2 separate regions of the Homo sapiens genome follow, and region 1 is linked to region 2. The links are chromatin loops, found by intact Hi-C in ENCODE. Cell type or tissue: heart right ventricle. All regions are shown on one strand. Each heading gives the region's core, and the rest is flanking DNA. Links, peaks and the distances in the headings are about the cores only. Region 1 has its middle 6.6 kb from the start of RAP2A. Region 2 has its middle 69 kb from the start of LINC00456.

Evidence for each region. Hi-C counts contacts between places; a loop is a spot of excess contacts. Peaks named below come from ENCODE experiments on the same cell type or tissue, not always from the same donor. Only the 100,000 strongest peaks of a DNase experiment are listed, where the experiment ranks them.
Region 1: it touches region 2 in a loop (3-fold over the local background); 32 of 110 quality-filtered maps call a loop at or near these places.

The regions. Positions count from the first base shown.
Region 1 is chr13:97,425,336-97,429,733 of GRCh38, reverse strand. No RefSeq gene overlaps it. Among named protein-coding and RNA genes, the nearest start is that of RAP2A, 6.6 kb to the left of the region's middle. In heart right ventricle, for the core only: no CTCF peak of the experiment used is centred there; no DNase peak of the experiment used is centred there.
Region 2 is chr13:97,108,016-97,112,413 of GRCh38, reverse strand. No RefSeq gene overlaps it. Among named protein-coding and RNA genes, the nearest start is that of LINC00456, 69 kb to the left of the region's middle. RefSeq lists a silencer at 2,232-2,411. In heart right ventricle, for the core only: a CTCF peak has its summit at 2,330 (motif pointing left); a DNase peak (open chromatin) is centred at 2,353; H3K4me3 peaks cover 504 bases; H3K27ac peaks cover 1,317 bases.

The DNA.
Region 1 (4,398 bases), core at 298-4,297, 320 kb before region 2:
TAGAAAGCCAGCAACTTCGGATGGCCAGGGAGGAGGATGGGAAGAACCTAGGTCCTGCATGACAACATTGGACAGTCAAACCAACATTAGAACTGCCCACATTTGGACTTATGGCTAAGTAAACAGCTGGTGTCTTTCAATTTAAGTGTGTGTTGGTAAGGTTTTCTGCATCTTACAGCAAAATACATCCCACCTGTTAACAAAAAGTATGAGGGATTCCAGCCAAAATCGGGCTTTAAAAAATCAGCAAGCATTTGTGAGCACTTTCATTTCACTAATATCTGAACGATAGTTCAAAGATACTATAATATTAATTGAGTAATTACTGTGTATATTTTTTAGGCTCTGGGGATAAAACAATAAGCAATTAGCCAAAAGAGCTTGTATTCTAGCAGGAGAGACAGATATTAAGCAACCAATTACATGTTTATATTATAAAATAATGGTTATGCTTAAAACTAATAAGGAAAAATCAGGAATTAGAAAGGGTATATAGTAATTATATAAATAATAAAATATTACAAAATATATAACTAAATAACTGAATGAAATTACAAAAACAAACACTTTCCAAGTAAATGAGAATGAAATGTATAGTTTTTACTGACATTCCCAGAGGTCGAGAGAAACAGTAAATTGGAGTAGGTTAGTCCAGGAGAGTTGTCTGAAGCAAATTAATATTGTATCAGGTTTTGAAGGAAGTGGCGAAAGGACAGGCTAGATGGGGCAGAAGAGAGCACTCTAGATGTAAGGAACCAGAAGAGCAAAGGAAGAAAGCAGGAATGAAGTAAGAGTGAATGAGGGAAATACCAGAATCACTTGATTTTTTAAATTCCCTGTAGCAACAGCATTCTAGGGGCATCTCTCAGAGAAAAAGACAGAAAGATGCCAGAAGTCTCAAAGCAAGATTATTTAAAGGTATAAAAATAATATAGGAGAAAAATACAGAAGACAAAGTAGGAGTACAAGAGTGCATTTGAAATTAAGGCGTCATTCAAAATAATGAATAATTTATAATGTGGGCGTCAAAAGAGTTGTCATAAGAAGTAATTATGGATTTAAGGGCATCAAGAAGGAGGGATTCAAACTTTCACAAATAGAAATAGAAGGAAACATGAGGAGTGGCAAAAAATGAAGACAGGTAGAAAAACAGTTTTTGCTTGTTATTTTTCCATGATAGCTGTTATTGACATGCATTATGTAGAAATGAATGGAATTTGTTTGAAAAGAAAAATTTCAATAGAGCAGTAATACATAAAGGTAGGCTTTTTGGTAAATAGTGTAATTTAAAATGTTTTCACTAGAATGCCTTTTTGTACCTTCCTGTAGGAAAATCTTTTCAACAAAAAAAGCTGTAAGTCATAATAAGTTACAGATTAGCAAAGCATTTTTGAAATAAAAAAAAACCCATAGATGTGCCAAATGTAATAGTAGAGCAACAATAATAAATATTTGTAATAAAAATCAGAACTTGTTAGGCATTATGTGGTTTCTGGTCAAATATGGTTGTACTAATTTTTCTAATGCTATTTTCTGTACAAATATAAGAATTTTTTAAATTAAGCTATGGTAGGTATATGAACACATCTTGATATTACTGGAGGTAGGATTTACCACTCACTTTTTGTGACCCCAAGTGTAACCCTGAACAGACTTCTGTCTTAACACCAATAACACATGATTGCACTGTCTTCTCCAGTGACTGGGGAAAGGGACAGTGCTTTGTTCATTTTTGCTTTACCAGCATTCAGCACATCGCCTAAAAACAATTGTGGGAATTCATAAAATGTTTGTAAATAAATGAGCAATTGAGTGGACTATAATGTTGCTTCTAAAAACCCTGGGTTTTGAACACAGAGAAGATGAGAATAAAAGGAAAGGAATAAGGATTTTCCCCAAATCAAGGTGAGGTTGATGTAAATGTCCTCCAAAGTTGGTCTAATCTCCAAAGAAGCTTGTATCTCAAAAACAGTAAGTCTCCAACAGGCAAAGTCAATGGCAGTTTGTAGACCTGGAATTTAGGAGTGCCAGGAAAGATCTGAAAAATCATGTCTTCTATCAACTGACTGTTGTCTGAAATTCTGCACTTAGGTTTTAGTCTTTTGATGTAAAAGTTATTTTTTTCCAATTAAAATGTAAGTAGGAGATATACAGTTAAATTGTACCATCAGTCTGTCAACTTCGGGGCATGCAACTATGCTTACCTGGATGAAAAAGAAAATGAAGAAAGTAAAATAGAAGAACGTAGTTTAAATTGGGGGATAAGTCATGGCATGAGTATGTGCCCAGAGCGAGTATAAGAAGGCCATGGAAATCCACTGTATTTTTGTCATACACTTATTAATTTGTTTCAATAAGGTTAATCACTCCACATGGTGTAACAAGAAAAATAACAGCCTTTACAATTACTAGATTCTTAAACTTATTTCAAATACTTTTTAATTTTTATGAGATTATAAGAATTTTTTAAACTTTGAAGCTGCATGCCTTGTCTGATTCCTTCCATTTCTCTTCTGCTTCTCACATTATTGTGTTCAGCAATGGTTTGGAGGCATCTTGGGGAAGACAGAGCAGAGTTATGGTGTAAGGACCATCCAACTCTTCTCAGCAGCCATCCAGTTATCTTGTCAAGGGAAGTTACTCATCCTGCTCTCTAGAATTATCTCCTCAAAAATCGGTTTCCTGCTTTTCACAGAACAGTACACCATCTTTTACTATTATCCTAATTAATGCTTCTCACACAGCCTTACAAAATATTAGTCACTTAATTATTAACCACATTCATTGGGCTGCACTAGTTGAAAAAGATGTCTTGTTTACTTAGTCAAAGCGCTGTCTCTGTGCAATGGCATTGATGGTGAAATTGATCAGAGTCTACGTTTGAATGAGAGAAGCTGAGGGAGACATTTCAGAAATAGTAAGCCTTTTTATTTCCTTGGTGTACCAGGTAGTCAAGGAAAGTTAAAGTATTTTTTTATACTTTGTCTTGATTACATTCTTTTGGGGACTGGTCTCTGGTGTTAGGTTTTTAATAAAGATTTTGGCCATTTTCCATGCAAACTAATGTTTCCAATGAAAAGATACAACATTGCATGTAAATTACCTAAGAAATATTAATCTGTCAATGTAATTAAATTATATAAGCAACAATTAGTTTCAAAGCTGGAATGGATTAAGTCAGTTCTATACTGCACACTGACAAAGTGAAAGGAACTAAAATGGACAAATTGTGGTGCTGTAAGGTTATGATTCTTAAGATTTTTATATTAAAGTTGCAGAGTTTCAAAGTGCTCAGTGCTGCTCTTTACATTAGGGCTGTAGACTCTCTTAAGCCCGAGGATTCTATCTGGATATGTGATTGATAGGGTGGAGGCTGGGCTGAGGCTTAGTAAGACATTTAACCATGCTTTGTATAATACTCCTTAAATGTTGGCTCTCACAAACATAGAAATAGCGAACATTAACTAGCTCTCTGTTTCAATGTCTACCATCTACCTGTCAACTTAAAATCATGAAATCTATAAATTTGGAGAGGAGAGCTTTATTTCTTACCAAGAGTTGCAGCCAGCAGGGTGGCCATCCTAACTGGCTGGGAAGTGTAACCTCAGGCAGAGACCAAAAGCAAGTTATTCAAGGGAGGATGAGATAGGAATTTATGCTGAATGGATTGGCCAAGTATATTTATTTAACAGATTGTAGGAGGAGCTATACATATCCATGAAGAGGGGGCATGTGCATGAATAGTAAGCAAACATGGATGTTACATGCATCCCTTGTTCACTTTGGGGTGCAGACTTCACATTTAAATGCATTCCAATTAAGCCCTATATGTCAAAAGGTGAAGCAGGGACAGGAAGGCACTCAGTGCTCAGCCTCTGTAAACCAGACAGAACCAGAAGATGGTCAGTGGTCTCTTATCAGGAGAAAGTTACTGAAATCAGTCTTTTATCCAATCAAAGCTGTAGCTGTGGCTTGTGGAACAGAGGGGTCAGTTAGTCAGCATCTGGTGCTCAGTGAGCTACGATTGTTTCAATACTGCTTATCTTGAGGCCAGTGCTTGTTTAGCTGCTAGAGAATAAGAAAAACCTGTGGCAATTAGAGCATAGTTTATTCTATAAGGGTAGGGGTACGTGACTTCAGCTTTTTCTGGCATGGCCTTAGGTCTCATTTATTATTTGGTACTTTATTGCCACAAGGAGTCTGTTCCATTAGTCTTATGATCTCTATTTTAACATATCTATTTTGTTTTTTTCCTCCACTTGATTCCAGAAGGACTAAAGTACATTTCATAAATACATACAAGATAAATAAAAATAAGAAAACCTTCAATAAAAATGATCTATATTAATACATTTCCAGTTTTAGGGTCAAATAGATTGTTTCAAGAAACCTTAACAT
Region 2 (4,398 bases), core at 274-4,273:
GCCCTTTCTTTAATTAACTCAGTATTTAAGAGATGCCATTCAAGTCAGACCAAAGGTCTAAATCAGAACTGACCTTTCTGAAGCTGGCACAAGTTTTGTCTTTGTTTTGGGCTCTATGAAGGGTGAGGGGATGGAGGAGCCCAGGGGTGAGAATAAGCCAGTGGGTGGAGTTTCCCGCTGCTTAGCGGCTCCTTGAGGGGCCCATTCCATAGACATACACAGAGGGCCTCCTGCATGCCTCCCATGTGGGTCTCCTCACGCTCCTTCTCTCTGCCCCCCTGCACTGAAAGGACTCTGCAGGGCCCAGAACTTCAGGCTTCCTCATCTTGGTGCCTGCCTCCCGGGAGAAGCCACGGCTGCCTTCCTGATTGATAACACAGCGCTGACAAGACAAGTGCTGCTTTGGGTTCCAGTGGTCACAACCAAGCTATTCTTATGCTCCCCTCCTCATTGTTTCCACTCGTTCCTAATTGCACTTACGCAGAGGGCTCCAGAAGCAGTAAACAGACGGCCTTCTCCTATACTCACAATTAGCTAGAAGAATCCAGGTCAAGCTTTTCCAACCTGCAGCCCATGGGTGGCATGTGGCCCAGGACAGCTTTGAATGCAGCCCAACACAAATACTTAAACTTTCTTAAAACATTATGAGTTTGTTTTATTTTTTTAACATGTCAGCTATTGTTAGTGTTAGTGTATTTTATGTGTAGTTCAAAACAATTCTTCCTCTTCCAGTGTGGCCCAGGGAAGCCAAAAGATTGGACACCCCTGGTATGTGGTCTGTGATGCTCCCAACTAAGCAGATGTCATCTAGCATTAGTTTTAAGGCGTCAGGCCAGGTGTAGTGGCTCACACCTTGAGCCCAGGGGGGTTTCAAGGCTACAGTGAACTATGATGGCACCACTGCACTCCAGCCAGGACATCAGAGCAAGACCCTGTCTGTAAGGCGGGGGGAGCGGGGGAGCCAAACTAAGGGTGGGGCATTGTGGGGACTGCTCTTACTTCTAACACAATAACTATGAAATGAGTGAACTTCTGGGTTCTAGTCCTAATTGTGCCATCAGCTCTCGCATTCTTCACCTCCACCTCCATCCCCACTACATGCCCCAACCATACTGAATTTCATAAGAGCCCCAAATATACATCCCCACCTCCATTTGCACTGTCCCTCAATGTGTGAAGAGCCACTTACTACCTCACAGAGCAGAGCGCTCTATCTCTGACCCGGGCAGTTAATAATTACAACTTTCAAATTTCCTATCTTATTCGATGGGGAAAAGCCAACAGCAGTCACCCAGTGGGGGCTAGAGAACAACATTCCCATCTTAGGAGTCATAAGAATCAGAGAGAAGAAGTTTCGCCAAGTCCCTCCAGCTTCAACTCACCTGGCAACTAGTAACAAGCTAGTAAGGTTTAGGAGAAGGCCCGACTCCAAATCCCCTGTTCATTACAGGATTTGGAAATCTCGTTTTCTTGTGGCTTATGTTAATTAAACTTAAACCTATCTTTTAGAGCAAAACAAAACAAATACACTTACTCTTTCAAATATTGGCCTTCCAAATATTTGAATGGAGCTCCTGGGTGCCCTCCAGGGCTGCGCATCTCACACTTTAAAGTGTGTGGATAAGTCACCTGGGGGCTTGTGAAACTGCAGATTGGGATCCAGCAGTTCTGGGAGGGAGCGGGTGTAACAGACCCTGTCTACACTGCAGGAAACCCAGCCTCTACCTCCTCCCAAACCACTTTCAGAGGTCAAAAAAATTATGCAGTCTTTCGAATTAAATTGAAGACTTGCCACCTCCTTTTTATTTCATGTTCCCAGGCACTTACAAAAGTACCTGACTTACCTCAAGCACCGAATAAATCCTGTCGAATATGTCTGACAGAAGGAGGCAGAAACGGTCAAATTAAATACCTCCCCTTCCTCATCCCAGCCCCTTCCTTGGTTTAGAAAGGGCATCTGCTTCTGCCACGTCACTAAACTTATCTGAATATCGCCGTCATCATCTGTAAATTGGGAATAAAAATGACTCCTTTTGGGGCACTGGAGACATCAAACTGCGAGAAGACCATAAGCGTGGAAATGCTTAGCAAATGTCATGAGCGCCCCTCAAGTAAACCAGAACCAAACAAAGCAAAAACTAAAAAAAAATATGGACACATGGCAGTTGCCAAAACACTGTGTACTCACTTAAGTGAGGCAGGAAAAATGCTTCTACCGAAAAGAACACGGTGCAGGAAGAGCTCATTAGGCCTTCCCGAAGGGAACGCAGTAGCTTGCTGCTCGCCCGCAGGGCCGTGGGACCGCGCCGGGCGTCCTTTGCCGCCCTCTGCTGGACGGAACCCCCCACCCGCGCCCGCGTGTCTGGTCACAGCGCGCCGGCAGCGCCCAGGGGACCTGCGTCCTCAGCCAGCCGGTTATGTAACACCAGACTGCATCCAGAGCAGGCTTGCGAAGAGGAAATCACTGAGTTCATGACGCATCGATTCAAGCTGATAAGAGGAGGGGAGGGCAAGAAAATATTGTGTCTTTCCAACGTTCGAGGTGCTAATGAATTTAATCTGCAGAGGAGCCCTAAAAAGCAAGGAGGGTCATTCTTGTTTTGTGGCGGAGCAAAGTGAGGCTCAGGGGGGACTGGATAAATTACCGAGGGGAACATGGCTTACTGAGTGGCCCGACCAGGTTTTGAATTAGGGCCATTTTGATTACAGATACCAGGTTTCTATACCTGAGTCTGCCGTTAATTAGCTATGGGAGCGGGACCCACCCACTTAGCCGTGTGGGGTCCTGGTGTTCTTTGTTTGCGGAGAGAGGGGTTGATGGAGGTGACCCTGAAGGTTCATTTCAGCTCTCACATTCTGAGCCAAGCCTTTTTTTTTTTTTTTCATGTGCCGTTGTTGTGTAGAAATAAATTGTTGGATAATCCCCCCGCCCACCCCCGGCGGTGGAACCACACATTTCTCATCAAGCAAGACAGCACCAAGCATGCCAGGGGCCCTGCCAAAGGCTACCTGGCTTCCATCCTCTCCAAAATGATCTACAGGCTTAGAGCTGTGGTCTCTGAACAAACTTTCATGTTTTAAAGATCCTACCATGGGTGAAATATATCAAAGGGTCAGCCTTGCCTGCCCAAGATACGTCATTTATGTTGCAGAGAAAGGAATATTACAAATTAAGCATGTTTATCCTATGCTCATCAGGGTCCAGGAGAGAGAGATGCACATTTGTACATTCTCCAGGGTGAGTCCCTGAGGTTCCACTTAATGAGCTGGTGGGGTCATTTATCCCTTATTAAGCAGACTAACTCTCAATCTGAACCTTCCCTCAAAAAGTTTTAGTTTGATTCCTCTCTGATATAAAGAGAGTGGACACTTTAGTCTTGTCTAGTCTGGATACTGACTTACAACATGCTTCTGCTTCATTGGAAACTTCAGCTCAGGAAATACTTTAAGGTTCCCCCTCTCCACCTCTTGTGGGGCTATGAAGCATCTCTCCCTCTCAATTTAACTGGAAATTTCAAAGTTTAAAAATGCACACACTGGAAAGCACCGTAGACATTATATGATATAATTCTCTTATTTTATGGCTGTCAATCAGGGCTATTTGTTCACTAAGGACATTTCTCTAGAAACAATAAAAAGATGACTGAGCATCTTCTCCCAGACTTTGGATGGTACCTTACATGCATTGGCAGGAAGCCACAAAGAAAGCTGAGTCAGCGCAGAATCAGGGCAGCCAACAGAAAGTTAGGATTCAGCCTGTTTATCACATTCGCCAGCTAAAAAAAGTCAGGTCTAGGGCCAAAAATACATGAGCCCCTTTCCCAGAGCTCTTCCCCTAGAAAAATATCACACCTTGAGAGCTACTCTGGTCTCATGGAAACACCATACCTCGCATTACCTAAGAAGGCCCAAGCGACGTCCATCTCTAAAAAGATGATAAAATACCCATCAAGCCTCCTTAGTCAGAGGCAGCCACGTTGCAGCCAGAGACCGAATCTGGCAGGGTTTCCAGACTTATAGTACACGCCAAGCATAATTTAATGTGAGTATGATAAACAGTGATGGATCACTGACAGTCTGCGATGCTGTCAGGGCAAGGGTTCCCCACCATTCTGATATTGCAGCAAGATACCAGGAGGCCAGCTCCATCCCCCGAATGCTGTCATGCTAGCCCAGAGAAAACTCCTATTCCTATTCACTTCAAAATAATAACAATAATAATCATTTCTCTTTATTTTTGGTCCCCTTCACCATTTTCTCTGTTAACTTAGAACCTCTGTGGTTTGACTTTTATATCATACCATCCAGAGAAGAAACTATGTAAGAATCAAGTTGGGCCAACAGGCAGTGTTTCTTCTTCAGCTGAGGAATGTGCAGCCCCCGAGGGCTTGGGCAGGA